3 separate regions of the Mus musculus genome follow, and regions 1 and 2 are each linked to region 3. A link is a loop called in an ENCODE intact Hi-C map of the cell type or tissue named here. Cell type or tissue: heart. All regions are shown on one strand. Each heading gives the region's core, and the rest is flanking DNA. Links, peaks and the distances in the headings are about the cores only.

Region 1 (10,756 bases), core at 1,181-9,180, 62 kb after region 3:
TAAACCAACTTTACCTCGAAGCCTCCTGTTGTGCTTTGGGTCTTAATCATCTCCAAAAGTGACATATGCTAAGGGCTTGGTCACTGGCCTGTGACACTGTTAGGTGGGTGGTGGAATCTTCATCTAGCCTGTTAGCTGGAAGTAAGGTCATGGAACTATGACCTGAAAAGGACATTTGTACCTCTGCCCTCCCTCTCTGCCTCCCTGCTGCCCTGTGATGAGCAACTTTGCTCTACCATCTGACTCCCTTTCGTGATGATCCACCTGGTCACTGACCCCAAAACAATGGATCTGCCCACTCTACACCATGAACCAAAATAAACATTGTATCCTTATAACTGTTGAAGTCACCGTTCACAGCAATGTAAAGGTGATGGACCTTATCTTCCCCCTCCTGAGGATCCTATTCAGTTTGTGAACAGCTAACAGCAGGTGCAATTTGGAGGGAAAGCCTAATCAAACTTGGAACGATAGACTAAGCCCTCAATCCATCCCAAATCCCAGGGAACATGAAGACCTCTGGAGGCTAAACTCACCTCCACAATTCCTCATGTCATCGTGGAGGAAGTATTCTGGGGGACAGGAGCAGAAGTATCCACCAATGAAGTTATTGCAGAAGTGGCTACAGGGGACATCTGTAAAATCTGTGCATTCATTTATGTCTGCAAAAAGCAGAGAAAACTCAAGGTGAAGAACAAAGACCAAGAAGGAAGAACGATGGAAGCCAAATCTATAAGGATAAAGCACAAACAAACAAACTAAACCAGAAAAGGTTTGTTGCTTAAATACTCTCCAAGCCAGGTATAATGGCTCATGCCAGTAATCCCAGTATTCAGGTAGGTGAAACAGAAAGACATGAGTTCAAAGCCAGCCTGGGCTTCAACGCAAAACCTTTTCTCCAAGAAAGAAAGGAAGAGAGACAGACAGAGTCAGAGACAGACAAGACAGAGAGTAAGAGACAGAGGGACAGCTGGAAGGAAGGAAGAAGTGAAGGAGGAAGGGAGAGAGGAAGAGTAGGAGACAGCAAAGGAGGAAGGAAGGAAGACTCTAAGGCCCCAAGAACATCATGAAAGAGGGGGACATGCACAAAAGAATGTAGGAGCCAGAGGAACAGACGGAAGTTTTGCGGGATGCTGTCTTCCAGGCGTGATAGGCCACGACACTCTTAGGTCACCACGGCTGTTATTATCTGAACAAGACTGTGCCTGGCGATATCCTGTCATGGCATGGGGAAGGACTCAGGAGGACTCCACCCCACCCCGAGGCGCTATAGGCAACTAATTTATTACTGCAGGAAGAGAGACATCTTTAGCATGCAGCCACTGGTAAGGTGCCGATGTACCTATAAGTAACCCCTAGACAAGCTCTTACACAATCCTAATGAAAAAATAAAAAGGACTGAAAAGCAAAACACAGAAGAGAGGGGGGATTAGGAGGAGACAATGTACTGAGGGCCACTTGGACAAAAACATAGATGAGTATGAACATGTCATAATGAAACCATTATTATGTACAGGTAAGACATTTTAATAAAAGAAGTTTGGAGGGGTAGAGATATGGCTCACTGGTTAAGAGTATGTGCTATCATTCCAGAGGTTCAATTCCCAGCACCCACAAGGCAGCTCACAACGCTATAATTCCAGTGCAGTTCCAGGGACCCAATGCCTTCTGGTGGACTCCTCAGATACCCTATGTATGTGATGCACATACTTGCTAGCAAGCAAAACACCTACACACATGAGATAAATAAAAGATTTAAAATAATAAAATAAATCTTAACACACTTTAGTTTTTCAATATTTATGGATGTATTTATTGTATTGATATTTTATACTACATGCAGGTCTGGTGCACTTTGAGATCAGAAAAGAGTATAAGATGCTCTTGTTTTGGAGTTACCAACAGTTGTGAGCTGCCATGTGGATGCTGGGAACTGAACTCTGGTCCTCTATGAACACAGCAAGTTCCCTGAACTGCTGGGTCATCTCTTTCCAGCCCCATATTTTAAAATCTACGAATACAATCTAAACTACTTTTCTGAAGTCTGACTCAGAGCTGTGTTTTGCCACGGCGCTGTAAGGAGCTCCACCATGAAAACCCTATGACTTTTCTTGCGTACAAACTATACAACACCCTGCCCAATTGGTACATGCTGTAACTCCAGCATTCAGAAGACTGAAGCAAGAGAATCAGGAGTTCAAGGCCAGCCTGGGCTACATAGAGACACTCTGTCTGGAAAAGAAAAGAATCTGTGCCAGAGACACCGCTGAAAGGAAAGACGGTGGTGACGTCACCTGGGGAGAAAGGTTAGGACCTACTTTATAGGATGTTGGTCTTTCTGTAAAACTGATGACATTTGGACTTACGAGCAGGCCTAACTTCATTTTAACCTGGAGATGGATGTAGAAGGACCTAGTACCACATAGTCCTGCTTATACATTCCTTGGCAAAGTATTAATGTTCTCAGTTTTCAGTTTTTCCCTAGTCTTGAGGTTTCTGAGATCCTTTCAGACACAAAGGAAGCATTCATTCACTAAGCTGGAGTGATTATCTTTTAATACAGAGTCTTCTGTAACCCAGGCTGCCCTTGAATTCCTGATTCTCCTGCCTCTGCTTAGGACTGGAATTACAGGTGTGTGCACCATGACAGAATTCCCAGCCCTCCTTTTAATTTTTTTTTCTTTGAAACAGGATCTCTATTTATATACCCCTGGCTGTACCAGAACTCACTCTAGAGACCAGGCTAGCCTCAAATTCACAGAGATATGCCTGCCTCTGCTTCCTGAGTGATGGGATTAAATTAGCATTTCTTATTACTATCCATGCCCGTTTATGTGCATGACAGAGGCATGCCAGGGCAGACATATGAAGGTCAAAGGACAAGCGTATAGCGTTCGTTATTCCTTCTACCTTCTCATGGAACCTGAACTCTAATGGGTGGTTGTATAGCAACCATTTCACTGACTGAACTGTCTCAACAGCGTTCTCTTTACTTCTGATAGGAAGACAGGTTCTTACTAAGTTGCCCCTGTTGACCTAGAGTTGACAGTTCTTCTGCTTCAGCCTTCAGAGTGTATGGGATTACAGTCCTGCACCACTGAGACCAGATCCGTATCTTTATAGGAAGACCATGCCGACCACACTGCAGAATTGAGGTGAAGGTTGCATTCATGTAAGCAAGCCTCCTGATAGAGAACCATTTCTCAGTGGTTCTCAGTCTCATTATCTGCTTTACCACCACTAACATGCGATAAAGTCACACAAAGGCAAGGCAATTCCTAAGCAGACCCAGGGCAAGTCAACATTCATTAAAGATGTAAGCAGCCCGGGGGCAGTGGCACAAAGCTGGAGTCTTGGAGTGTCCACCCATGGCTGCATAGCCAGACTATGACTCAAAGAGAGAAAACAGAATCCTCATTTCATGCACTGCGTGGTCCTTTACCTGCCTCCCATCTTTTAGTTTGATCCAGATGTCACGTACAGACGGATGCCTTACCTATGGCAGTGTAGTATGCTGCAAAGCCCGTAAACCGTTCTTCGTTGGAGAAGTCTGAGGTAAAGACCACCTGAAGTTTATTGTATGGGAACTGAAACTCTTCTATAATGGGGGAGTTGGGGCTCTTGCTGGTCCTCTGGCCACAGAGTCTCCCTTCCTCGATGTCTCCTGAGATTATCTAAGAGAAGAAGGAAATGTAAAACTGAGAATGGGCAAAGAGAGCAGAACCTTTACTCCCGATCTCCAGCTCCGTCTGTCTGTCCGGTCTGTCTCCCCCACCCCCACCTCATGTTCCCCCAGTGCTGGGGACCAAACTCAGGGACATGTCCTTGCATGGCAAGTACCCTGCCATTGAGCCATGCCCCTACCCCATAGGACGGCTTGACAACACACAGCCCCCTAAATCCTCTCATTCCTCCATCCCCCCCCCGCTCCTCCCATCCCTCTCCCTCCTGTGCTGTAATATACCTGCACTGAGTCGTATGCACAGCTCTCTGACGGCTCTATGTCCACATGGGTAAAGTAAAGGTGAATCCCAAACCCCTCTGGGACTTCAATGTCCCAAGATTTCACGACGTCATTGGGGTACGCCTGGGGATAATTAGGGGACAGGATCTCCCCATGCATGGTGGGCTCAGCAGAAAATGATGCCAAAAGAGAAAACAGGACCAAACACCTGGAAGAGGAAAAAAAAGTCACACAGAGGTGGGAAGCCGGGAACCGATGGCTTCATGCAGAACTCTGACCGTTAGGCAGCCAACATGTCATGGAATAAACAAATATATACAGAATAAATAAATAAATAATTAAAAGTCAAGGTTCATATCTGAGCTCTTTCTAGAGAAATGGGAAATCACATACAACAGGCCTGTGTCTAAGTCCAGCACTCTGGGGACAGAGGAAGGGTGATGTTACGCCAGCTTGGGCTGCATAGTGACACACTGTCCCAAAACTGTGAAAGAGAGAAAAAAGGTAGAGATGGAGTCATTTCTGTAGATACCTGATCACTTACCACATCCCTGGCGATTTGCCCATGGCTCTCTGGCTCTCTGGCTCTCTGGCTCTCTGATTTTGGAGGTAAAGGGCAGTCAGCAGTCCTGGCTGTCTTTATCTGACAAATACAGGTGCTTGCTTTGGTAGTGAGGGACCACCCAGGGCTCAGTGTCACCTTTGAAAGAATACCATAGAAATAGGTACCTGTCAGGAATGGTCATCACATGATACCATGACACCCTCCCCAGTGAGATTTAGACTAACTTCCCAGACCAGCCCTCAATTAACCCTGTCCCCAAACATCTTCCAATATTCCTACAATTGAGTGAGGAGTTTCTCCCTGTCTTTTGTGTCCTCCTCCACCCACTCCTGGCCCCTTGCATCGGTCTCTGCATTTCCAAACAGGCTGGAGCTTCCAGACAGATCCTCTCCCATTCAAGCCTGCCCCCTTTGACAAGCTATTACAGGTGTTGCTTCTGCTGGTGGCCCAATGGCCACTGAAGGAGGAAAGTGTTTCCTTCAGTAGGGACAGGAAGGGACCTTGGGAGACGCTAATCAGAAAGAAAGTATGGCCGGCCGTGTGGTGATAGGATGCAGAGTGCTGGAAAAGGGAAAGCTGAGAAAAGTCAGGACATTCAGATATGCTTTCCCTTACTTTTCTCGAGTTGGTTTGTTTTGTCCTTTGCTTAAAGAGCAAGGTATCTTCCCATAGTTCCCAGAAAAGTCTTTCACAAATTGCCTCTGACCCCTGAAACACTGCTGTGTGAAAGGATGAGGCTGTTGTGGGGTGGGGCTGGGTCCTACATGTGAGAACCCGTGTCTGTATTCTGACCTCTCGCTGAGCTCCTTCCAACCCTCCATCTTTGCTCCAAACCTTACTGTACATGGTTCCTTGTCTTTCCCTCTTCCTTCATCAAAGCTTCTCTCTTTAAGGCTTGCTCTTAAAGTTGTTACCTTCAGGAGCTGATGGGAACAAGTGGGCCAGCCTCCTCTCCTGCCTCTGGTCATGCAGTTAAGCCCCTGCAGCTCCAGAGGGAGTGGCCTTTGCAGGAAGCTCCTCCCCACCTCCCTGTTCTGTTTGCTCTAAAGATTCCCTAAGGGAGTGTGTTTTTGCATGTCCAAAATTCCCTGTTCCAAACAGAGGGGGCTGGGAGATCACAATCTAGTTAAGAGTAATCAGCCTTGATCTTAGAGTGCCCTCTGCGTTTAAAACAAGAACTGCACCAGCTTTGCTGGGCTGAGAGGTCCAGAGCAAAAGGGGGGAATGGGGAATTTTGAGATTGCCTAATTCTCTCTTACAGCCAAAGGGTGTGTTTCAGAGCTTTTGAGGAAGTCAGGTGATTTATCTTCTTAAGGAGGGAAGGCTTAACAGGAGGGACGAAAACTAAACTCAGAAAGTCCAACCCTCTGTGTGATTCATGAATCAAAGGAAGAGAGTCATCAGAAGTAGAAGCCATTGTCTGGAGGCTCTAGGAGGCAAGATAGCTCAGCTTAGAAAGGTACCTACCTCCAGGCAGAAAGACATGAACTCTACATCCCCTGGGACCCACATCATAGGTGAACCAACAGTTCCTGCAAGCTGTCTTCTGAGAACATGCCAATGCAATTCTTTCTTTAATTAATACATAAATGCAACTCATCCTGCCTTCGAGACAATTTACACCTAGACGGCATGTGCACTCAAAGTTTCTTCGTCCCGAAAGTCCCATCTCAAGGCTGGGCAAGGTGGTTAATGCCTGTAAGTCCAGGAGAAGAATTTCTGAGAATCTGAGTCTAGCCTGGACTACATAGAGAATATCAGGCTGGCTAGTTCTGTATAGTACATTTGTTTCTTGTTTAATTTGATGCACAGCTATGACCTCAGTACTTAGGAAGTGAAGCCAGGAGCTATCAGAAAATCAGGGACAGTCTTTCTTTATATAGTCATTTGGAGGTCAACCTGGGCTACCTAAGATCCAAAAAGGCTTGCCTAATGTTGTTTCTCCAATTCTAATACATTTGCCCTCAAGCATCATTCTAAGTCCATTTGGAAATTATTTATTAACAAAGACATGAAAAGATGGTTCTGAGGTGAAGAGCACTGCTGTTCTTCCAGAGGACCCAGGTTCAAGTCCCAGCACTGGCATGGTGGCTCACAACATTTTTTTCTTTTCTTTTTTAAAGATTTGTTTATTATTATTATATGTAAGTACACTGTAGCTGTCTTCAGACACACCAGAAGAGTGCATCAGATCTCATTACGGATGGTTGTGAGCCACCACATGGTTGCTGGGATTTGAACTCAGGACCTTTGGAAGAGCAGTCAGTGTACTTAACCACTGAGCCATCTCACTGGCTCACAACTTTCGATGTAATTCTGGTTCCAGGAAACCTGACACCTTCTGGTCTCTATGGCCACCAGGCATTCATGTCGAACACATACATATATGCAGGCAAAATGCTCATACACATAAAATCAAATAATTAAATCTAAAAGAAAAATTTTAAATAGTAATGAACGTTGCTCTTCCTCCTCCTCCTCCTCCCCCTCCCCCTCATACACAGAAAGAGAGACAGAGAGAGACAGAGACAGAGAGAGACAGAGAGACAGAGTGAGACAGAGACAGACAGACAGACAGACAGAGACAGAGAGACAGAGAGAGAGGGGGAGAGAGACAGAGAGATATGGGGGCATCATCCCCCCATTAGCACACTGCCCTTTGGCTACTGAATATCATTCTTTAAAAGAAGGGTATCCCTGGGAAGAAACATGGAGGGCTATGTATCTCTAAACCTGCTGCCAAGCCTGCAGTAGGGCCCACTTCATCCAGCTCCAAGTGTGGGACAGGATGGGGCTCATGGGCCTGCCTGTGGAGTTAATGTGCTCAAGTCCTGGGAGAGCCCAAGATGCTCATGCCTGCGTTCAAGGCGGTGGCCAAGACCAAGACCAAGCCACAGATAAAAACTGCTAGGTCTTCACACAAGAAGAAGAGACTACCAGCGAAGTCCTAGTCACAGAGCTCTCATGGTGGGACCACCCTGGGAGACATGACAATGTTAAAAACAGAGACTCTTATGACAGATCACAAGGACAGCAATGGCTGTTTCAACTGAGCGACCTTCCTATGCCTCTAAGCTCCACAGGTAGGCCTTTCAGCCACCCCACCACCACCACCGCCACTGCCACATGCTTGAGAGGCAAGCGTCCTCTCTCTGAGAGCTGGGAGATCAGGGAAGTCGGTTTCCCTGTCCAGTCACTGTGGAAGAGCTGGGGCTTGCACACTTTCATTTTCCCCTCTCAAATACAGTACAGTAGAATCCTCTCCATCACCCACAGCCCTGCCCCCATCCCAAACCCAGTGTCCAGCTGGAAGCATGTTCCTGCCACAAGGCAGCCATCTAGTGTTGAAAATTAAAACATGGCTTAAAAAAAAAATGCTTAAAAAGAATCTTGCATTTCTTGTAACCTAGGTTTTACCTATCAGCCCTGACCCTATCCAGTGCTAGGAAACGCAGTGTCCTCATTCGGGGTCCTGATCCACCAAAACGAGTACCTACAGCTGTGACAGACACTCAAACGTGTCTCTTCTTTGAGAAGCCCACACCTTTCTCCTTGGTGTGTCTATTTCCTTCCTCACTGCCGCTTATACTTAAAATAAGGGTTTACAAACTTTTTTTACTGTTTTTATTTATTTGTTTATTTCTTGTTTTTTGTTTGTTTTTTTCAAAACAGAATTTCTCTGCGTAGACCAGGCTGGCCTCAAATTTGGAGGAGATCTGCCTGCGTCTGCCTCCCACTTGCTGGAATTAAAGACTTGTTCCCCACCACTACCACCACCAGGGTTTGTTTTTTGTTTTGGATTTTGGGTTTTTTTTTTTTTTTTTTTTGAGTGTTCTGGATTCCTTCCTCTGTCCCTCCCCTTACCCTTCTCAACCAGGCTGCCCCAAACTCAGATATCCCTGTGCCTCTGCCTCCCACAAATCTGTGGTTAACCACCAAAATGAGCTTTAAAAAGGAAAAGAAAAAAACCACTTTTCCAAAGAACTCCGTTTCTATTTCCTGCTGTCTTGAAATTCTGATCCTCGGGGGCTCTGAAGCCATCCCCACCTCCATGGACACTCTTGGGTGGAACTTTTTGGTTTCTATTTTAACCTGGAGCCCAGTCCTCAGAACCCCATCACTGGTTGGGCAGCTCCACCTCATAGAGCATCTTCTACAAAAGAATACTCTCTTTTTTAACCTTTATTTCTGTGTGAGTTTTATTTATTTATGCCTTACCTTACTACATACATTTCAGTGCCTGAAAATGACAGGAGAGGGCAGCAGATTCCATTGGAGTTAAATAGCCTGTTGTGAGCCTCCTTGTGGGTGCAGGGGAATTGAACCTGTTTCCCTGGACGGGAAGCCATTGCTCTTAACATCTGAGCCATCTCTCTGGCCTATTGGACAGTCATTCATCGACTCTTTCCAGGTATTTCAGATAGGCATCTCTTTTGTGACTCCTACCAATGACTTTCATAAAATTACTGTTTTAAAGCATTTTCCTCCTAGGGCAGTCTTACACGCATTCTCGCGACCGACCAGGAAAAACGCAACAAACCGGAATCTTCTGCGGCAAAGCTTTATTGCTTACATCTTCAGGAGCCAGAGAGCAAGAGAGCAAGAGCTCTATTGCTTACATCTTTAGGAGCCAGAGCGCAAGAGAGCAAGAGAGAGGGCAAGAGCACAAGAGCGCAAGAGCTTTATTGCTTACATCTTCAGGAGCAAGAAGCAAGAGCCAGAGCAAGAGAGAGAATGGCGAAACCCCGTCCCTTTTAAGGAGAATTATTCTCCACCTAGGACGTATTACTCCCTGATTGGCTGCAGCCCATCGGCCGAGTTGTCGTCACGGGGAAGGCAGAGCACGTAGGGTGGAAAACTACCCTTGGCACATGCGCAGATTATTTGTTTACCACTTAGAACACAGGATGTCAGCGCCATCTTGCAACGGCGAATGTGAGGGCGGCTCCCCACAGGGCAGAAAGGCTTTCTCTTGGACTTCATGCTTGTCGGGTACAAAAAGTCACCAAACAGGCACTTTTTGTTTTCGTTCTAAGACAGGTTCACATTTATTCCAGGCTAACTTCAAACTCACTATTCAGGAAAGGCTCGAAAACCTTCGAAATTGTGATTCTCCTGCATCTTCTTTTGGGTGCTGGGATTATAGGTATCACCAGACCAGACTCTATTCTGCTTTTTTATTTCATTTTTTTAAACGAAAAGAAACTTACTTTCTAGTGGGAAAAAAAAGACAAAAAAAATTGTGTGAAAGTTTAATGATAACACAATGGGTTTTATTTTCCTGTGTATATGTGATTAGCTTTTCAATTTATTATCTTCTGGAGAAGTAACCATCTGGTTTGCTTCTAAAAGTGAACATATTAGTCAGTTTTTTATTTATTAATTTATTTTGCTAGCAACCTTTTCTTTTGAATGCACAAAACAAGATGACATATATAGTGGATTTTTTTTTTTAAAGTTGACTGCAGGCTGGGCTGGAAAGATGCCTTAATGGTTAAAAGCACTGACTGCTCTTCTAAGGAAGAGCTGAGTTCAGTTCCCAGCAACCACACAGTGGCTCACACTCATCTGTAATGGGATCTGATGCCTTCTTCTGGTGTGTCTGAAGACAGCTACAGTGCACTCATATAAATGAATATTTTTTTAAAAATTTTGAGCTAGGTGGGGTTTTATTTTTTGTTAGATGATATTGTTTTGAAACAAGATCTCACTCTGTAGCCCAGGTTAGCCACCAGTTCCATGGCAATTCTACCATCAGCCTCTTGAACACTGGCATACAGGTGTGTCGCCACACCCAGCAGTTTTTTTGTTTCATTTTGTTTTGTTTTATTTTGTTTGATTGGGTGGTTTGGTTTGGTTTTGGGTTTTTTAGTTTGGTTGGTTTGTTTTGGCTTGGTTTGGTTGTGTGGTTGCTGGTTTGTTTGTTTGTTTGCTTGCTTGCTTGGGACGTTGTTTGTTTGTTTGTTTGTTTGTTTGTTTGAAACAGTGTTTCTCTGCATAGCCTGGCTGTCCTGGAACTTGTTCTATAGATCAGGCTGACCCCGAACTCACAGAGACCTGCCTGTGTCTGCCTCCTGCATGCTGAGATTAAAGGCATGTGCCACTATGCCTGGCTTTATTTCTTTTTCATGAGGCCGGGTCATGCTACACAGCCTTGAACTCACAGTCAGCTTACTGCTGTTGTTGTTGTTGCTGTAGTTGTTGCTGTAGTTGTTGTTGTTGTTGTC
Region 2 (10,756 bases), core at 1,328-9,327, 64 kb before region 3:
CATTATCTCAGACCTTGGCTAGTCAGACCGTGTGACAGCCTGGCCTAGAACTTTTGTAACTTTCTCCACATGTGTCTCTTCTCATACTTGGAAAGGGGCAAACAATGCTTCGCTCTGTGAGCATCAGGAAGAGGGAGGCTGACTTGGTCCTCCCCTCTTACACTAATTAGATAGGCTTGGGGAAGAAAAATCAACGCACAGGGAGGCAGTAGCCGAGGATGGCCCCAAAGACACACATTGGGCTAAGACTCTTAAGCGTGTGGCCTGGCTGAACAGAGTAACAGCTCCGTCCACAGAGTTATTCCCAGTGACACCTAAGGAGAAACCTAGACAACAGACTGTCAAACTGTCCACTGTGCTCCTATCTGTAGATCAGCGCTGCCCCCAACCCGGGCCAGAGGCACTTCTCTGCAGTGTCAGAGTGCTGAGACTAAGGGACCGTCGCACACTCAGCACTAAACGGGACGTCTCGCTCACCCCACCTTGCCAAAGGGGATGTCTCAGAAGAGTGAGTGGAAAGAATGTGGGAACCAGAGGCTGGAGTGGGGTGCTGTGAGACTTACTGTTAACATGTATAAAATGCCTAAGAAAAATAAAAAGATATTCTACTTAAAAAAAAAAAAAATGAACCAGGTGTGGTGTCGCACACCTTTATCCAGCACTTGGGAGGCAGAGGCAGGCAGATTTCTGAGCTCGAGGCCAGCCTGGTCTACAGCCAGGGCTATACAGAAGAACCCTGTCTCGAAAAACCAGAAAAAAAAAAATTGGGCTGGAGAGATCACTTAGTGGTTAAGAGCACTGACTGCTCTTCCAGAGGTCCTGAGTTCAATTCCCAGCAACCACACAGTGGCTCACAACCACCTGTAATGGGATCTGATGCCCTCTACTGGTGTGTCTGAAGAGAGCAACAGTGTACTCAGAAATAAAATAAATAAATCTTTAAAAAGAAAAAACATTAAAACCAAAAACCAAGTCACTCACAATGCTGCTTTATCTTAAGCAAGTCATAAACTCAGTATTCTTATCTAGAAAATGGTCCTAAAAACAACAGCTAGAACTTGGGATCTTGCAGAGATAAGTAAACAACACATTCAATGCACTTAACACAGAGAAGCTGATATTATTTCTATTGTTACAGATGATCTTTACCCTCAAAGACCATCCATAAAGAAATTAGTTTCTAAAACCCATACAGATACAAAGTTCTGAAGACTGAAGTCTCTTACGTGAAATGATATATTTACATATAACCCACAAAAATCCTCCCATTATTCTGACATCTCTAGATGACTTATAATACCCTATATAATGTAAATGTTACATATATAGCAATTATATCAATTAGGAAATAGTGAATACACACACACACACACACACACACACACACACACACACACATGGCCAGGCATAGTGGTTCATACTTGTAGTCCCAACATTCAGGAGGCGAGGGCAGGAAGATCTCAGTTACACTGGAATTTGGAGGACAGTCTGGACTACAGAGATCCTGTCTAAAAACTCAAAGAGCATGTATACGTTTAGTGCAGACATACATTTTCCATTTTCTATCCACAGTTTGTTCAATCTACAAATGAAAAGCCAATATATATACAGGCAGCCTAGCCAGACTTCAGGGTTCTGAACTCCACAATCAATTTTCTCAGACCCCAGTCCTACTCAAGATGGTTGAATTGCCAGAGTCCTAGGTGCCGAGATGAATACTGCTCTCTTCCTGGGCTACCCATCCAATCTCTAGCTCCTCTCCACTAGACTTAAGCAGTCAAGTTACTGATAAAGAGGCAGATCTAATCTCTCATTCATATTCTCTCTCTCCCTCTCCACCCCCTCTCTTTTTTTTCCAACCAAACCCACTTTTCTCTTTATTATGTTTTGATTACCTACAATTGTTATAAGAAGTCACATTTAACATCCTACAGAAATGAATCAAGAAACTAGAAAAGTCATTAGTAGCGAAAATCACCTTCCATCCCAAGAGGAATCAGGACGCCCAGCAACACAGGACATGTAAATGCTCCCTAACAACTACTACAGATGTCCCCACAAGCCTCACCTGTAACTTCGGCGATGAATTCTTGGGACCAGTCGGTCTCATTATAATCTTGAGCTACATCCACAGCATCTCCAGCTGCAAGAAACTCCTGGGCCCAATTCTCAGACAAGGCCAAATCTGCCACACCAGGGGCTTAAAAGAGACAAGAGAAGACTAAGAAAAAAAGAAAACAGGTTCCTTCACACTCACTCATGGGCAACACCTCCTTTTTCTCCTCAGCATCTCAGTCCCCCGATGCCAGCAAAACCCAAGGATGGAAGCCCTCTGGCCTCTTCCCGTCTTACCAGGCCCTGAACCCACCTCTCTGAGGAGCCTGGCGAAAGTTTGACTGTTCAATCTCCTGCATCTCTGCCAGGAGGTCATCCATCTTGAAGGTCTGAGGGGCTCGGGATACAAGAGTTGCATTCTGGTCCTGCAGGAATTCTGACACCAACTATTACAGAGAGATGGTCGGATGAACATTAGGATCAGAGGGCCTCAGCCAGAGGCAGGGCCCACTGATGTTGGACAGAGAAACGAAAACTGGAGATAAATAAAGAAAAAAAAAAATCTATCTGTAAATTTGGAAACCAGAAAAATACCCCAAAAAGTAGACGAAAACATTGGCAGGCAATCTCATTTGGTAAAGAGAGTTCAAAGACTGAAGTATGAGTGGACTGATTTAAAAAAAAAAAAAAATCACCACAACCCCCCCCCCCAAAAAAAAAAAAAGACAGAAAAGAAACTTGCTCTGTTTACCTCGTCTTCAGTTCCTACTCCCAAAGGCTTGGAAACCTAAGATAAGAAGGAAAGAGACAATAGCAGGCTACAACCCAACTCTAACTCTACTGCTTAGGTGGCCTGAGGCAAGTCAAGAGCCTTCACAAAGCCTCAGCTTCTTTGTCTATAAAATAGTAGTCCTTGTCTGTGTAAAGCCGCACAAGGCTCACTCCAGTGTTACTGAATGGTGACTGCTATTACTTTAACACAGAGAAAGCAGCTGTCAGGTGGAAGAAATAGGCTCTCCTAGAACACTCACGGTCTCTGCTGCTGAGGCTCCCGGAGGCCAGGGGCCAGGCCTCAGTCCCTCCTGCCGAAGGGCCTTGTCCTGGGTGAAATGGGTGGCCAGCTTCATCAGCGGGTTGGCACCCCCACATTCGCCCTCCACCAGCTCCCGCATTGCCATGGTGACCAGCAGCTTCCCTGATGGACAGAAGATTAGAACTGTGGTCGGGAAGCCAGACTTTCCCAACGCACGCCTCAGGCCCTATCTAGAGCAGATGGGCCCACGACGGCTCCACAAGGGCCAGGCCCCCGGGGCCACCCCCCGAGGTGTGTCTGGAGTCCAAGAGGAGGCTGTGTCCTGCCTTCCCACTCGAAACGCTGCTTTCGGCTCGGGCTTCCCCTCCAGCGGACGGCAGCTCAGACACCACCCGCCAACAGCAGCTCTACAAAAGGGCCTGGACCCCTGGGGAGCACGGGGAGCGCATCATAAACACGGCTAGACCCGAACTCTAACCTGACGAGGGACAGCGGGGACGCCTTCCACCGTACACCGGGACCCACACCCCCGGTCAGGCGCCAGCTGCGGGTCCCGATCCCAGCTCGTGTCACCTGAGCCCCCTCCCCGGCCGCGCCCGTCCCCGCCCAGCGCCCCGCGCCCCCAGCCCCGTCGCCCCAGCCTCGACCCCGTCCCACGAGGCCACCGCAGCGGCGGGGACTTACGGGCCTCGACCCCGCGCCCCCAGGCTCCAATGCTCGCCGTCGCGGGCCGCACCGTCCGACCGGCCGAGGCACCCGGAGTGGGCTGGGGGAAGGGAGGGGGCGGGAGCAAGGGGGCGGGACTCGGCCTTAAAGGGGCCGGGACGGCGGCGCTGCGGCCCAGCTCAACGGAAACGGGTAAAGGGGCGGGGCCTCAAGCTTGCGCAGCGTGATGGGCGGAGCCGAGATCCTTAAAGGAGACAGTCCTGGACAGTTGGATTGGGGAAACCTGCAGTAGTCCCTAGAACGCCAGGATTTATTAGTGGAAAACTCAGAGGACTGGAGCTAGAAGAGGCCTCTCTGGCTTTGGAGAAAAACCAAGGTTTCAGGTTCCACGGTTCAGCTCTCTTTCCTGGTTCTCCTGCACCTCTAAATCGCCCAAACTGAGCCCGGGAGATTTCGGAGGTCAAATCTATGACCTGCTTCGGCCTCCTAGGCCTGACCCCCCTTCCAACAGACGCTCCTTCAGGACAGCGTCACAGCCTCCAAGGAGACAGGGGCCTGCCTCTACCATCTCTGCGTAATGAAGAAAATAGCTCCGGATGATGACAAATTCTGGTGACTAAAATAGGGTCCAACGCATTTTGAGACCTCAATCCTGTAATGGATGGGGAGAGTGCTGTGAGTCACTCCTCTCTCCTCTTTCCTACTGGTCAAGGTCACGATGGCCTGATTCCCTGCAGCTCCAAGTTGGGGAAACGTGGCAAGGAATACCTTTGATCAGGGAATATGAACCTAAGCCTCAGGCTCCACCATCTGCCAGAGAAATGGCTCGGGTGCCAGACCTCAAGGTCACACTGGAAAGCAAACCTTGATAGCTCACCTAGGTCCAAGACCGACGGACTCCTTGACGTCCTGAGAAGGGGAGGGGTTCAGAGTGCTGGTAGGTGGGCTAGGAGGAAACTGGTTCTAGAAAGGCCTGACGTACGTCCCAACCCGGGGTGCGGGAGAAGCAGGTAGTCTGTAGGTGGCGCCCTGGGGCAGGCTTGGTTCTTTGCTGCCCTGATGATTTCAAAGGTAGCCTTCCTCAGGGAACACAGGCAGTGTAAATTCGTCCCTGGGAAAATAGAAATTGCCCTTATAACTGCAGTGGTTGAACAAGGCAGAATATTGTGCAATGTTTCTGTCTTTAGTACACTGTCAGTATCTTTCAGAGGCCCTAACACACACACATACACCCATTCTCCTTGACCACAAATTTCATCCCTGTCCACTGTTTCCAGGCTGCCATTGTAAAGAAAAAAACACCTAGCAACGAATAAACTAAACCACACCAAGGAGGAAAGGATGCCATCTTGGAAGATGAATATGTTAAAACAGGAGAATCTCTGGAGAAAGCAGTGTTTAAGGAAAGCATATGATGGTTTGAATTTCTGGTCATGGGGAAATGGGAGAGCATCTCCCAGAAGCATTCAAAACGCATCACACACATAACCTCCTACTCTGCTAGGAGGTTAGTAACTGATTAGCAGGAATTTACCATGCCAAGATCTTGGGAGAATAATTGAGATAATAACCGATGCTTATGAAATGCATGTTAACCCCCAGGTGTTGCCTTAAGCACTTGGTGAGCATTAGCACTTTTAATCATAATCTTCATAATACTCCTATGAGAAAGCTATTACTAACCTCCTTTTACAAATAAGACTTGCACAAAAATCAAATAGCTAGGAAGTCAGAATCGATGCAAGCAGTTGGCAGCGTGGCTCAGTGGTAGAGGTGTTTATACACAGGCCTAAGGGCCTGAATTTAATCCCTTGGGCCCACAAAGTAGCAGAAAAGTTATTTCCCCTGAGAGTTGTGTACACACACACACCACACATACATCGTATACCGCACACAAATTTAAACAGTGCAAGCACCAGACACCTACAGCCCTGCATCCCAGACTTGGAGAAGTCTTCCTTGTAGACCTTAAAGACCTTTGATATAAGCCAAAGACTTCTTCACAATGCCTGGCCCACAGTCCCAGGGGAAAGGCTAAATTAAGTTATGTGGGTGCTTAATATTTATAATTAGCTCATTAAAGTTTTAAATATGAAACCATATCTTCTTCATCTAAGTTCAAAGTTAAAATCATATTTTACCCATAAAATAAGAAGTTATAAAATAAAGGTAAACATTCCTTAATATTTAGCCAATTCAAGAGGAATAGGCTGAAATCCTCTAATTTTCAGACCCAAGTTACATCACCACAGGCTTGATTTAAACATTTTTCAAATACTGACTTATATGATCCACTTCATAACTATTAATGTCAAGGCATCCCTGTTTAACAGGCGAGGGAACCGAGACAAAAACTGTTGGATCTTGCCTGGGACTGTGATATGGGTTTTAAAAGCTGGGACTTGCATCTAGGCCATTAGCATCAAGCTTTGTAAAGAGCCAATCAATGAACACGTTTGGATCTACACTGTCTGTCCCTGCTTCTCTGTCATTTCACAATAGGGCCATAGAACAAGCATGGCGGTATTCCAGTCAAAGTTCTTGTGAGCAATGAAGATACTGCTTCATTTAACTTCCACGATAAACCATTCTTATAACTTTATTTCAATTGCTTTAAGGGGGGGGACCCCACATGCCCAGCTTTTAGACTGTACGAAAACAGGGCACAGGCTCCGTCGTGCTTTGCTGGCCTCTGACCTAGATAGCCCAGTTCCTGGATCTTATTTTTCACTGTGTAACCAGACTCAAGCTTGCTGCAATTCCCAAGCCTCCACATCCTGTATGCTAGGATCGTGGACATGAGCTGCTGTGCCTGGCTTCAATGGAGAGGGGCATTATGGTGGTTCTCATGTAGCCCAGGCAGGCCTTGAATTCCCGGTCCTAGTTCTCCCTTCTGAGTGCTGGTATTACACACGTGTGACACCACACCCCTTGCTGAGATGAGCTCTGTCCCTGCCGGGATCCCTAGGCTGATTTCCTGACCAATAATGAAATCCACTTCTAGCTTATAACTTAACCAATTTTGTCAATTCTGTGTTCTTTAAGTGCAATTTACATTTACACAATTTCACTTGAACAAACAAATTTCTTTGTACGTTTTCAAGTCCACATTCTTTTCTCTTGGAGGGGGATGCTTTAGTTTGTTCTTGTTCTTGTTCTTACTGTTGTTCTTGTTTTTAAGACCAGAATCCATCAAGACATAGTAGTGCACAACTTTAATCCCAGTACTTGGGATGCAGAGGCAGGCAGATCTCTGAGTCAAAAAAAAAAAAAAAAAAAAAAAAAAAAAAAAAAAAAAAAAAGAAAGAAAGAAAGAAAGAAAGAAAGAGAGAGAGAGAAAACAAGAAAAGAAAAAAAGAATGAGGATCCAAACCCCCTCCCTGGGGTTGCTATACAAGAAATTGTGAACCAAGGTCTTCACACAGGCACATTTGGAAGGGTATCTTCTTTTAATTCAGTTGAGGTAAAAGTCTTACATAGTACTCAGAATCTCATATCACACTGCAAAAAATGTTCAGGTATCAATCAAAGTTCCCTCACTTACCAAGACCCCCGAACATCTCAGGCTGGACCGTATCAACATAAGCGCCCAGTTCTGAGATGACAGAGGCATTAGCGTTATTTTAGGGTACTTATCATTTAAGAAAAAGCTTCATTACCACAAAGGGGAGTTAATTGAGTGAGGAAAAGAAATCAGCAGAAAGGGCAGAGTGGAAGTGGGGGACACTGGGGCCAAATAAGAACAAAATATAGTGATATTTGTACAGAAAAAATATCACAATGACAACCTATTTCTTTAAATGCTAATCAAATAGTTCTAAAATGTTTCATTGAGCAATTATAAATCCTTCTGAATCGACAAAACACACAGAGCCAGGCTGGGAATACAGCTCAGTGGTAGGCCACTTGCCGAGTATGTGCCAGGAGCAGCAAGAAGTCCCCATGCCCAAGGCTCAAAGTTCATTTCAAACATTAAAAATTACAGATCCCCAGCAAAGACACAGAAGATATATTTTTAAAATACTGCTGCCAAACCATATCTGTTACCTCACCACTCGAAACAGCCAATGACTCAAATACAGGTTGTAGGGCCAAGGAAAAAGATTTACCTGAAAGCCATCAAAACTAAAGATGGACCGTATGACCGACAAAGACTCTCTGGAAAACTAAGGTGTCTTACCCTGTTTTAACAGGGCCAGGGGATGGGGAAGGAATTGGTACAATAGTAGAGAAAGAGCCGGTGACTAGAGGCTTTTAGGCAAAGCTCACTGGCCTGAAATAGGATAGTCTTAATTACCTATATCTTGGTGTCATCAGCCCTGGAGGGGAGCAGAGAGCTTAGGGAGGTTTAGGTCAAATTAATCTTATAGTTCCAGAGAAGACATTTCTGACGTGGTTAATAGGATGTGAGCAGAGTTGAACAGAGATCTGACCCAAAGGTTAAGGTAGCCAAGGGGAACATTGGTACAATACTGAGGCAGCAACGCCCAGCTTGATTCATCCTGTCTTTGTCATCCTTGAGCCATCCATATTCCCATAGGAAAAGCCAGTGCTTTCAGCTGAAGCACTTCAGGCCCTTGAAGAGTAACCTAGGCAACTGCTATCATTATACATATATGTCTCAGGGGTTGTATACCACAAAGCCAGTGAGAGGATAATAATATATCAGTCAGGTATATAACCTTCAAAATTAGCTACTAACTAAAAACAAGCAAGCTAAAGAGTCAACCACTTAGGCTTTCCCATGGTTATAAACCAAATAGAAAATCTAGGACTGAAATATGCAATAATCAACTTTAAAAAGGTTCACCAAGGGGCTGGAGAGATGGCTCAGTGGTTAAGAGCACTGACTGCTCTTCCAAAGGTCCTGAGTTCAAATCCCAGCAACCACATGGTGGCTCACAACCATCTGTAATGATGCCCTCTTCTGGTGTATCTGAAGACAGCTACAGTGTACTTACATAAAATAAATAAATCTTAAAAAAAAAAAAAAAAGGTTCACCAATAGAATGAATAGGACAGAGGAAAGAATCAGTCACGGTTGATGGGACATTAGAAATTATTCAAGCTGAATGACAGAGGAGAAATAGACCAGAGGGGGGAAAAAAATCAAATAAACAGACCCAGGGCCTGCAGAACCCATAACAAAAGATCCAGCACGTGCATCTTCAGAGTGCTAAGGGAGGGGGATGGCTGAGAGGGTACCCTAAGTTGCAACCAAAACTGCCCTGAATTTGGCAAGAGCTCTAGATTACAGATGAAAGAAGTTGAGCAAAATCCAAACAGAATAAACCTAAAGAAACACATACCAAGGCACATATTATCCAAGTTTCAAAAACTAGAAACAAGAGAGAGATTGAAAGCAGCTAGAGCAATAAGAGAGAACGTGAGGACATTGTCAATGAAAGAAAATAAAGATAATTTGTGCCTAGCAGATTTGTGGAGAGGAAGAGCTAAATAAAGCTCTATAAACAGGATGGAAACAAAGAGGGGACCTCGGAATAGAATGAGAAAAGAAAGACTGATGTAAGCAAAATTTCAAAATCATGTCATTGGTGGGTTGGTTTGGGTTTTTTTTTTTTCGGGGGGAGGGGGTTTGGACTGAGCTTTAGTGAAAAGAATTTGATTCACAATCCTCCAAAACGTTAGTTATATTCACCACACATGAGTTGCAGTAGCTATTCTGACTCTCATCTAATTTTCTCGTCTACAGCACAGGAGTGGGAACCTCAACTGATATGCAAGGGACAAACACAGGAATCTAAAGATGTTCATCACCATATGCTTAGGTAATTGTAAGTGAAAACAATGACGAGAGGTCAATATACACCTATTAGGATGTCCAGCATCCTAAGTCTGACTCTATCAAATGCTGGCGAAGATGTGGGTCAAGAGGGACTATCAGTCAGTTCTGACAAGAGTGCAAGATGGCTGTAGTGGCTATTCCTGGTTGCCATCTTGACTATATCTGGAATGAACTACAATTCAAATTGGAGGCTCAAAAGTGATCCTAATCTGGAGGCTGGGAGATAGAAGTTTCTGACCTGGATCTTGGCTTGGAGACTAGAGGCATAGTGGCTATGAATTCCAGAAGATTAAGACAGGGAGACCTCTGAGTTCAAGGTCATCTGGGATTAAAGGCATGGTGGCACACACCTTTAATCTGAGCTACACTTTCTGTTGGAGACCTCCATAAGGACATTGGAAGAAGGAAGATTCATTCTCTCTCTCTCTCTCTCTCTCTCTCTCTCTCTCTCTCTCCTTCACCTGCTTGCCTTATGGGACTGAACAACTGCTAGATCCTTGGACTTCCATTCACAGCTGCTGCTGACAATTGTTGGGAGTTGGACTGCAGACTGTAAGTCATCAACAAATTCCCTTACTATATAGAGACTACCCATAAGTTCTGTGACTCTAGGGAACCCTGACTAATACAATGGCATAGCCACTTTTGAAGAGTTTGGCCACTCCATAAAAAGCTAAATATATTCTTACTATACATATGTATGATCCTTTGTAGTTAGCCAGATGCATTGACAAGTTAAATACATGCAAAACACTACATATATCTATTCATAATTACCAAAGTTCAAAAGCAGCCATGAAGCCCAAGATGAATAGACAGGGTCTATTCATCATCCATACAATGGAAAAGTATTCTACATGAGAAAGAAATGAGTTATCAACATAGTAGCCTCAGCACTAATCTACGTGGTTCTAAATCTATGACATTCTAAAAAAACAAAACTGGATACTGTAAAAGACCAGTTGTTGTCTGGGGTGGAGTCAAAAAGGAGGGATGAATAAGTGAAGCACCAAAGACCAAGGTAGCTCAACTACACAGCACTGTAATTGAAGTGCATGGCACTGTCTGTTCCTCAAGTCCCATAGAGTGGAAAGAAGAGAAAGGCCTAGGGAGTCGTGGGCTGTGGGTGATACTGATAGCAATGTGGTTCCATTGGCTTTTTTGTTTGTTTGGTTTTTGTTTGTTTGTTTGTTTTG
Region 3 (10,756 bases), core at 1,877-9,876:
CTTCTTGGTCTTTAAGCTTTGGTTGCCTTCCTGTAATTTCAAGCAGAGGGTCCACACAGATGGACACGGAACACTTTCCCACAGAACTCTACACAGGCTGCGCGATTTGTTCTGTTTCGCCTGTCTTCTGTGTGGAGAAAGGCCTGGCTGTGGATGTGTGTGGTTGACAGGGGCGGGGCCGTATCAAAGGCTCCATTGGATATGGCAACGCCTTCCTTCCTGGTCCAATCACAAATGTTGACAGTGTGTGCAGAAAATGCCCGCCATAGCTTTCTCCTCCCTGTTGCAGAATTTCCCCTAATTTACTATAATAATAAATACGAGAAGCCAATCACTGGGCGAGAAGGAGGCAGGACTTCCGAGTCTGAGAAAGGAAGAGGGAAGGCAGGAGATGAAGAACTTCCTTTTGGATGGCAGCGGGAGAGAGGTAGACACATGTTGGCTGGAGGCTGTTAGTTCCGGTGGTGGATCCACTATGATTTGGATGATATGGGAAATTTCTAACGTAGAATAGTTGATAAATTTAGGATGCTAGGTTCCACGCCCAGTGATTGTGTTATTTGTTGATTCTAAATTTAGATTGTCTGGTATCTTCTCGCAGCGATTCAACGAGCTTCAGGGAAAGGTAACCACTGCAGAACGTGGGTTTGTAAGAGTGCGCCCCGGCTAGTCATGGAAATTTGGGAGTGCTGAGCTGGCTTGGCAGCGGCCAGACACAGCGTGGAAAAAGCAATCTCCGAGTTCTGGAGAGGCAGAACCAACTTTGGTGGGACAACCATTGGCAAAAGGGAAACATGCCATCTTGGTACCGAGACCACCGGTGCCTAGCCGGCGATAGTGTGCATCGGCTTTTGTTTTTTCTCTTTTCTCCTCCTCCTCCTCCTCCTCCTCCTCCTCCTCCTCCTCCTCCTCCTCCTCCTCCTCCTCCTCCTCCTCTTCTTCTTCTTCTTCTTCTTCTTCTTCGCCTGCGATAGTGTGCATCGACTTTTGTTTTTTCTCTTTTCTCCTCCTCCTCCTCCTCCTTTAAAAAGATTTATTTACTTATGTATAAAGCAGGCCAGAAGAGGGCACCAGATCTGATTATAGATGATTGTGAGCCACCATGTGGTTGCTGGGAATTGAACTCGGGACCTCTGGAAGAGCAGCCAGTGCTCTTGACCTCTGAGCCGGATTGTTTGGTTTTTTTTTTGTTTTTTTAAGATTTATTTATTTATTTTATGTGACTACACTATAGCTGTACAGATGGTTGTGAGCCTTCATGTGGTTGTTGGAAATTGAATTTAGGACCTCTGCTCGCTCCGGTCGGCCCTGCTTGCACCCAAATATTTATTTCTTATTATAAATAAGTACACTGTAGCTGTCTTCAGACGCACCAGAAGAGGGCGGAGCCACCATGTGGTTGCTGGGATTTGAACTCAGGACCTTTGGAAAGAGCAGTCAGTGATCTTACCTGCTGAGCCATCTCGCCAGCCCCAGATTGGTTTTTAATATTATGATTTTGCCCAGAAGATGGAGCACCTACAGCAGTGGTTCTCAACCTTCTTAATGCTTCAACCCTTTAATACAGTTAAAAACTATAAGATTATTTTTGTTGCTACTTCATAACTGTAATTTTGCTACTGTTATGAATTGCAATATATATATACCCAATATGTAGATATGATATGCAATCCCTGTGGAAGGGTCACTTAACCCCCAAACGGTTGGCAACCCACAGGTTGAGGACTGCTTCCCTACAGAGCCCACTCCTGTGGAGATGAGCTAACTCAGCATCCTTAACTCATTTCTCTGCTGCAACCCCATCCATCTCCCTACTCACCTGTGTAAAACAGCACAGTGAGCTTCCTGATGCTGACTGAGGCTTCTCTATCAGAGAGCCCAGTTTCCCCGGCCCCAGCTTTCCGTTTGTCCATGTATCTGTTAGTTCCCCAACTCCAGCAGTCTCAGGAGCTTTGCTAGGTCACGTCACTGTGGTGTGTGTGGACATGTCTCTGTGCGAGAGTGCCCTAAAGCCTCACTGACAGCCAGCCCCCACCCCTTCCTTTGTGTTCATAACAATAACTACGATGTCTTCACTGGCCTAGGCCAGTAGCCCACGCCAGAGCTAAAAGCATCTCTGGACAGGTCACTGTTGAGATGGACGGACAAAACCAGGTAAGTCCCTCTGCCTCTGAGCTTTGTCCTCTTCTGTTCCGTTGCTGCGCACGCACAGCAGGTCTGCTCTCTATCCCCGCACCCCACCCGCCCCAATCGGGGGTCCTCTCTCTTTTCCTGGTTATTTCAGGAAAGTGCTTGTTCCATCCCCTAGACACAGCTGCAAGGAAACTATCGTCATCTTCACTGTAATTTAAAAAAAAAAATGTCCTCTGGGTCTCCGGTGCCACGAGAACACATGGGGAGGGGCAGCTAGACGGCAGTGCCCCCTCTCTGTGAAGTTGCTCCCATGCTCATTCTCGGGTAGCCACTGTACAGCACAGGTGGGACAGGGTGGGCTGTCTGCAGATGAATTTACCAAAGTCAACGAGAGGGGTGGGGAGCAGAAGAGAGAAGTATGCGGCTCGATGGCTGAGACACACAGCTTCACCCGGGAACTCAGGGGTCATTGGGCGAAAGGGATGGTGCAGGGTGTAATCGAACCCCCTCCAGTTGACAAGCCATCCACCTAGGCAGTGGATAGAGGAACCTTTCCTGAAGATGTTCACTGCAAGATGAAGGTCCACACACAGCTGTTCGGATGTGGGTGGTTAAGTTTAGACTTTTTTTTTTTTTTTTAAAGACAATCTTTTCATGGAAGACACACACTGTGATTGGCCTTCAGGAGGCTAGAAGGTCATTCTTCCCGAGTTTTCTCTAGGCTGCTCTGCCATGTGCCTCTTCATCAGCTCCTTGGGTCTTTTAAATCTTTTTCTAAGCCCCACCTCCTCCTGTGTTTGATTTCCCTATGGGTATTGATCTGTCCAATCCTGTAACTATGGAGAACGAGTGCCTTCAGACTCTAGAAATGATCCCTGAAATGTTGTCCTTGAAGGTCCCTTCACAGGCCATCTCCTCCCACAATGCATCCGCTGGGGGGTGGCCAGAGTGACAGAGAAAACAGAAAAGAAGTGAAACTGTCATTGCCAAGGCTGTGGCCCTCTGGAAGGTTCCCCCACCAGCTCTCATTTCCAGTGCTCGCTCCCCAGCGGGTGACCTGTTTTGAAGGCTGTAGTGCACTGGTTCTCAGTGTGGGGGTCAAATGACCCCTTCCCAGGGGTTGCCTAAGACTGTCAGAAAACATGTTTATATTACATTCCGTTACAGTAGCAGAATTACAGTAGAATGCAGTAGCATTGAAAATAACTTTATGGTTGGGGGGTCACCACAACACACGGAACTGTATTAAAGGGTCACGGCATTAGGAAGGTTGAGAACCGCTGCTATAAATAACGTCTTTAGGAGGTGGTGTGTGACTGGTGGGAGCTTTTGAGTGGTACGCCCACTGCTTTCTCTGCCCACCCCATGTCTGCTGCAGGGTGAGCAGGCACGGCCCCGTGCTTCCACCACCACAGGTCAAACCACACCTCTACACTTTCCCACCATAGCAGGCCCAATCCCTCTGAAACTAAAGCCAAAGGAAAGTTTTCCTCCACTAAGTTGTTCCGGCTTGGTATTTTATCTCCATGGTGATAAGAGTAACAAACGTGGTTGAAAAGCAACTCTGGCGACTTTGCTTATTTTCCTGTCTTGCGTAACTTCTGACTCCGGAGTGTCTTATGGAGACGGCCATGTGGTAAGGAACAGGGACCACATCTTAGAAACAGACCTCCTGCCCAGTCAGGCTTGCAAGTGCCTCAAACCCGGAGCAGTTGAAGCCTATTAGGGACCCTGAGGCTAGACTGCCTAACTGCTCCTGACCCCAGCAACTGTGTAAAATGATACGTGACCTTCGTCTTAATCTGAGGGAAGGGACAATCGGTTACACAACAGATAACTAATATTTGAATTCCATCACATTTGGCTCATTGCCAGCCTCAGGAGTTACCAAACCAGCAAGGGTGGAGATGACTTGGGGTGGTAATCACGTGGAAACCACCAAAGGCTGCAACCTTCTCTCTCCCTCACTGGAACCGCAGACACCAGTCTCTCTTTGAGTTCACGGAGACTTTACCCTCTCGAGGCTTTTGAAAAAAGTCCCTTCCCCCTTCCTTCTGCAAGCTCCGTCTGCCCCAGTGATGTTAGAGGTCCCAGGTCCTCCCGTAGTGGCAAAAGGGGCGTCCAGCGTTTCAGATGGCTCCCGATCCCTCATGCATGTGTGCTCCTGCTCTATGGCATCAGCAGGACTCAGCGAACATCGGAGTCTTCAGAGAGAGGGTGGGCAGAGATGCAACCTCAGATGGCAACCAGTCAGAAATTCCACAAGGGGTGGAACGCTGAATTAGAAATGGTGGTGCCCTAACAAAGGCTTGTGATGCCAGAGAGGGTGAGGAAAATGTTATAAGCACTTGACTTATAGCACAGGTCTCAGTGCCATAAGCAGTGTCTTCAGCCTGGCAACAGGGACTTGCACTGTCAGCTAACAGGTGCATAGCACCCACCAGAGCCATATCTGCCATCTTCCAGGACCCTGTTACCAAATGATAGACCCTCCGTGAGCACCAGCTGGGCAGGCTACTCATCCACTCTCAGGGCTGCTCCTTCCAACAAAAGGTTCCTATCAAGGAGTGATGGGTGTGTCTGGTCAGAAGGGCATAGTGCCTGAGAAGTAGGGAGAATTTATTTTGGCTTGTGGTTCCCGGGATATCAGTCCTTTAATAGTAAGGTAGGTATGAAAACTAGAATGGCTTGATCTGTGGCAGTGTGAGTGTGTGGCACGGCTTGTTCACATGTAGGGAGATCACAAATTAGATATAGTCTTCAAGCCTCCAGCCTTACCTGTCCCACTTATGCTGGCTAATCTACATCACACATCCCAAAGGTTTCCTAGCCTTCCCAAACTATCATCATGGGGGGGCCATGTTCTCAAACACATGGTCCTGTGGGGAACAATTACACCCTAACTATAATAGCACCCAGCAATGGGCAGACATGTATTGCTGGTTAGAACCCACACTATAGAATCACACATGGGAGCAGGGCTGCATCACTGGCCTCAGCTCCCACCCTCAGATCCTAGGCCCACCCATCTACCACCTTCTCTTCCTCAATGAGATCAATGCTACTTCCCCGCTCTGGACCACACCCACATAAGGACCTAAGTTGGAGCTGATAGGCCAGGCCCTGCAGTCAGTCCTGAGCATGTCAAAATTTACAGGATAAAGTACTTCCCTCAAGGATCTAGTCCTGTGGGAAAGACAAACAAGTGGACAGGTATTCAGATATGCTTGAGTGCCTAATAAACACAGGTGAAGTAAGGTCGCCCTGAGCCAGGCCTCCCAGGGGACTAAGCAAGGAGAGAAGTAATAATGACAGTGGCTGGCTGACCATGAACGCTATTTGCCAGGTGCCACCACACACACATAAATAAAAATTATTTTATTTTTAAAAGAGCCCTGTCACAGCTGGGCCCAGTGGTGCACCTGAGAGGGAGGGGGGCCACAAGTCTTGATCATTCTCTGCTGCATAATAAGCTTGGGCCACCACAAATATGTTAGACCTGTATGGGGTCAGGGAGAGACGGGGTGTGTGTGTGTAAAGAATTGCCTTTCTGTGCCGGGTGTGGTGGCAATCCCAGCACTCGGGAGGCAGAGGCGGGCAGATTTCTGAGTTCGAGGCCAGCCTGGTCTACAGAGTGAGTTCCAGGACAGCCAAGGCTACACAGAGAAACTGCCTCGAAAAAACAAAACCAAAAACAAAAGAAAAAATAATTGCCTTTCTTTGTCTCCATTTTACAGTTAAAGAAACCAGGGAGCAAATTGCAATCATTTACTAAGGTTATATATAAAATGAAGAGGAACCGACTATCCAATACCTCCGATTTCTGAACTATTACCAGACACAAATGTAGAGCACATAGCTAGCCTCTACCACTAGGTGGCAGTAGTATCTCCACTACCCACCTCCCCTCCCTTTTTTTTTTTTTTTTTTTTTAATCCTTAGAGACTGTCAAATATCCTTATGGTGTAGTACTGCTCTGATTGGGAACGACTAAACTAACCATTTTTCTCTCTTATCTCCATAAACTCGTAATGAAGTTTATTGTTCACCCAGGACCAGGCATCCTCCTAAATAATTTAGGTTATTAACTCATTTAATCCTCACAACAGCTCTTAAGTGCGAGCATCATTGCTCTGTGTTCCACGGAGGAGGACATCAGTAGCACGGAGATGTTACGCACATTGGAGACAGTCCCAAAGCCTCTGAGTAGTGGCGCCTTGGTCTGAGCCTGTTGAATGTGGCCTGGAGCCACTGCCTTTGCAGCAGTAGTGGGCTGAAGGACGTGGAGATTGGGGGTGGGGGGGTTTCGAACAAGTGTGAGAAATTTGGACAGCATAAGATTGGTAGTGAGAGTGTAACGCAGAGCACAGCCAAACAGAGCAGAAAGAGGCTGAAGAAAGAAACTGAGAAGACACAGTTACTGAGGAGGACAGACAGACAAACCGCTCACTGGGCTCGGGCAGTGAAAAGATGTCAGATGGGAAGGGTATGATTAGCTTGTAGGCGATGACAGCAGTAGGGAGGATGGGCTGGAGCGCTAAGATTCATGGCTGGATTTTTGTGGGGTCGATTTGGACGAAGCTCTGAGTGTCCATGACTTAAGCCCATGATAGGAGACAGCATTCGGAACAAAGTCATCCGAGCCACCCTGTCCCCCAAGCCCTGGCCTGCCCACACCCCTAATGTCCATTAAGAGCAGATGCTCAGGCTCACAGCCCGCCTGACTCAGGCCACCTCAGCCCCTGATGCTGTCCTGGATCTCCCTTCAATCCTGGTCCTGGCTCCAGGAGCCCCAGAGGGTCCTGGCCCCCGGGGCAAGGCTTGGAAAGTAAAGCCAGACTGAGCTGGTTCGATGGCTCAGCAGAGTAAGGCCTTTCGCCGCCAAACCTGATGCTTGCGTGTGATGTCAGGACCCACATGGTAGAAGGAAAGATGTTACTGCCTCAAGTTGTCTTCCGACTTCCACACATGCTGAGGGTGGGCGAGAACACACACACGTTTCCCCAAAAAAATCAAAAGTAGAGGTGGCGTGGAGTAGCCAATACTGTCCCAGGCCCCTCCACCAGGTCCCTAGTTTGACACTTTGCACTGGGCAGAGCTAGTAACTCCTCTTCCAATGAAAACTACAGGAAACCCCAGGCCCTTTCTCCAGGGGTCATCCCCCAATAGAACAGCAGGTGGCAGCACCATGATTTTTCACAGTAAAATCGAGGCTGAAACCTCAAATGTGTTTCTGTCCTTCTTGGACTTTCATCAACGCATCCTCTCTGCTTTTGCTCCGCCCCCACCCCCCTCACCCTGCTCCTGCCCTTTGCCCTTCTTAGTTAATGAGAAACAAAAGCCAATGGACCCAGAAACAAAGTTAGAAGGAGAGAGGAAACATCGGAGGTAGGGGGAGATCAGTTTGTTTTCAGACCTATCCCTGGTCTCTAGAGCCCACTGTCCCAACTCCCTCAGTTCCCCAAGGTTATATCTAAGGTGGAAAAGTTCCTCGTGACTGGTGATACAGCTCAGCGCTTGCCAAGCCATTGATGTTTTGCAGAGGGCCGGGTTTGATTCCCAACATCTACACGGTAATCTATAACTCTGGCTCCATAGTCTCCGGACACCCTCTTTGACGTCCCTAGGTATCAGGCACATAACGTACATGTATAGACAAAATATTCATGCAAATAAAGTAATTTCTTAAAATTTTAAGTCCCTCATTAGTGGTCTCAGCACCTGAGTGCTGAGGCAAGAGGATTACCATGAATTTGAAGCTAGTCTGCGCTACCAAATGAGGGAAAAATAAATTTCTGACTTTTGCCTCGTCTCGTTAGACAGGACCATTATTCAGTCACATGATGTATGTCTTTTGTTTTGATCCTGTGGGATTTTAAGTATAGTAATATATTTGGGGTTGGGATGCACACATGCCGCAGCATGGGCATGGACCCATAGTGGGTCCTCACCCTCCACCTTGTCGAAGCAGGGTCCCTTTGTTGCTTTTGCTGCTGTGAGCAAGCTCTAGGCTAGCCTGTCCTCAAGTTCCACCTGTCCTGTCACTATAGAAACACTGTGATTACAGACATGTGCAACGTGGGTTCTGGGGGATGGCTTCTGTGGCTAGCTCATGCTTTTACTTGCTTAGCCATCTTCTCACCCCACCCCACCCCCTTTTTTTGGCTCTTCGAGCTAGAGTCTCCCTGTGTAGCCCAGGCTAGCCACAAACTCACAAACCTGCTGCCATGGCCTCCCATGTTCTAAGGTCACAGATGTTTAATCCCAAACCTTGTTTACATTTATAACTTTAAATATTTAAAAAGTGTATGTGTGTGTTCACTTTAAAAGCTTCCTCGGTGCATACATTCTACCATGACACACATACTTTAGTTTGTTTCGTGAGTGTTCCCTATATCTGTGAACATAATGCATTTACAATTTTACACTTCACAGGCATGACACCCTACCTCACCCCCGAGCACCCCAGTCCCATGCCTGGCCTGCTTCCTCTTTGCCAAGAATCTGTGTGAGCCCAGGTCAAGAGCATCTTGTGCTCTCTCGTGGCTGGCGTTTGGATAAGGGAAACACATCAGAATCATGACACAGGATTGATGTCTAACTCGTCAGGTGTTGTGTTAGAATGAGATGATCCCTCCCAGCTTTCCTGAGGCCAGCCCCACTGGAAGGCTTCTGTCCCAGGAGACCTGTTGGTTTCCAGCACATCAGAGTGGTCCAGTGACAACTCATCTTCCCTGTGGACCTTACAGATTTAGAGTCATGAGAAAGAATGTCTCCATTGTCTTCCTGCTGCTGTGACAAACCTTCCAACAGAAGCAACCTGAAGAGTTATTCTGGCTCACAGTTCACGGGTGCCATGCATCAAAGCAGGGAGGTGGAGGTAGCAGGGGCAGGGTTCACATCACATCCAGAGTCAGGAAGCAGGAGGACAAAGTTCCCCTGCTCCTCACAAGCTGGTCTCCTTGTCATACAGCCCAGAACCCTTACCCAGGGAACAGTCCTGCCCACAGTCAAGACGAGCAACACACGCCTTTAATCCCAGCTCTCAAATGCAGAGGCAGGTGGATCTCTGTGAGTTCAAAGACAACCTGGTCCACACAGTGAGTTCTAGGAGATGTGGGGATTAGCAGTGAGACCCTGTCTCTAAGTAAATGAATAAATCTTAAAGATGGGTCTTCCCACATCAACTAATGTAATCAAGAAAACCCCTCATAGGAGTTTCTTTCACCCAAAAGAACTCAGGCTTTATGTTGTATATAATTTACAAAGCTGGAGAGACAGCCAAAATTAAAAATCCATTGAGAATGCTGAACAGCTCAAAGGAAAACAGCCTAATAGGTTAACCATGCATTCATCAGATTGAACCGTTATAACAAAGTATCATAGGCTGGAGAGATGGCTCAGCGGTTAAGAGCACTGACTGCTCTTCCAGAGGTCCTGATTCTCAGCAACCACAAGGTGACTCACAACCATCTGTAATGGGATCTGATGCCTTCTCCTGGTGTCTCTGAAGACAGCTACAGCATACTCGTCATTCATATATATATATATATATATATATATATATATATATATATATATATATATATATACATATATATATATATATATATATATATATATATATATAATAAAATCTTTAAAAACAAAGTATCACAGAGTTAACAGAAACTCACTTTTCCTAGTTCCGCCATGGGCTTGAAGTCCCTGGTCAGGGTCTTAATCTCAGGTGCTAGTGAGGACCTTGTATTGGGTGGAAGATGGCTGCCCCTTGCAGGCATCCTTAGACACTGGAACAAGATAATAATCCCTTACAGAAATGCCAATAGCCTCGTGTCTTAGGTGACTCTCATGGAGATGTGACTGTGTAATGAAGAGGGAAGACCCACCCTGGACCTGGAAGACACTTTCCTGAGGACGGGGGTGGGGGGTGGGGTCGGGTGGCTGGACAGAGTGAAAGGCATAAAGGTAAAAACCACTGCGTCCTCAAGTTCCCCTGCCATCTTTCTGGTCGCACTACAGACCAAGTCACCCTTGCCTCCCTGCCTGCTCTGCTCTTTCTATAAACCAAACCTTCCTACCTCAAGTTCATTTGTGCCAGGTCTTGCTCACCGAGCAAGGGGAAACATATGTTCCCTCTGTCAGAAACAAGTCCCTCAGACTCAAACAAGGTTTGGGGTTCGGAAGTCCTCTTTGCCCTGTGTATCATCCTTTTAACTTTTTCTTTCCCTCCCCGCCCCTCTCCCCGTCCCCTGATGGTATTAGGCAGCTAATTGCACACTTCACACCTTAAAAATTATTGAGAACCCCAAAGAGCTTTTGCTTATGTAAGTCCTATGCATTCATAGCTACTGGGCTGGAAATTCCAATGTTAGATTTTAATATAAAAAAATATGCAACGTGCATTCCTTTGGTTAGCAGGGGTGAGTCAGCACACATCCCGTGGCCTTGGATGCGCTCCACTGCATACTTAGGAGATCAAGAGAGAAAAGCAAATACCGTCTTGAGGTTTTTGTGGAAGTCCTTTTGACCCAGAGAAAGATGCTGAAGGACTCCTAAGACTTCCCCAACTACTCACGGAAAGACACAGCTCTTTGGCGAACTACTGAGTAAGGATTTCAGT

The links. Hi-C counts contacts between places; a loop is a spot of excess contacts. Peaks named below come from ENCODE experiments on the same cell type or tissue, not always from the same donor. Only the 100,000 strongest peaks of a DNase experiment are listed, where the experiment ranks them.
Region 1: a loop joins it to region 3, with 4 times the contacts of the local background. A loop is called at or near these places in 19 of 42 quality-filtered maps.
Region 2: a loop joins it to region 3, with 2.2 times the contacts of the local background. A loop is called at or near these places in 3 of 42 quality-filtered maps.

Annotation. Positions count from the first base shown.
Region 1 is chr6:124,536,825-124,547,580 of GRCm38, forward strand. C1s1 (complement component 1, s subcomponent 1) reads right to left here and starts at 5,535. Exons shown (of 12, transcript NM_001097617.1): 1 at 5,444-5,535; 2 at 4,509-4,664; 3 at 3,965-4,172; 4 at 3,497-3,674; 5 at 537-662. The coding sequence starts at 4,531. In heart, for the core only: CTCF peaks have their summits at 5,709 and 7,847 (motif pointing left); a DNase peak (open chromatin) is centred at 5,687.
Region 2 is chr6:124,411,201-124,421,956 of GRCm38, forward strand. Pex5 (peroxisomal biogenesis factor 5) reads right to left here and starts at 3,867. Exons shown (of 16, transcript NM_001277805.1): 1 at 3,773-3,867; 2 at 3,087-3,250; 3 at 2,807-2,842; 4 at 2,369-2,501; 5 at 2,069-2,200. The coding sequence starts at 3,233. It overlaps D830015G05Rik (a long non-coding RNA gene), which reads left to right and starts at 3,872. Exons shown (of 4, transcript XR_378022.4): 1 at 3,872-4,691; 2 at 9,468-9,543; 3 at 10,054-10,112. In heart, for the core only: a CTCF peak has its summit at 4,767 (motif pointing right); DNase peaks (open chromatin) are centred at 3,961 and 4,641; H3K4me3 peaks cover 2,175 bases; H3K27ac peaks cover 2,172 bases.
Region 3 is chr6:124,474,459-124,485,214 of GRCm38, forward strand. No RefSeq gene overlaps it. Among named protein-coding and RNA genes, the nearest start is that of C1rl, 13 kb to the right of the region's middle. In heart, for the core only: CTCF peaks have their summits at 5,991 (motif pointing right), 6,197 and 7,298 (motif pointing right); DNase peaks (open chromatin) are centred at 3,113, 3,663, 6,881 and 7,218; H3K27ac peaks cover 624 bases; H3K27me3 peaks cover 228 bases.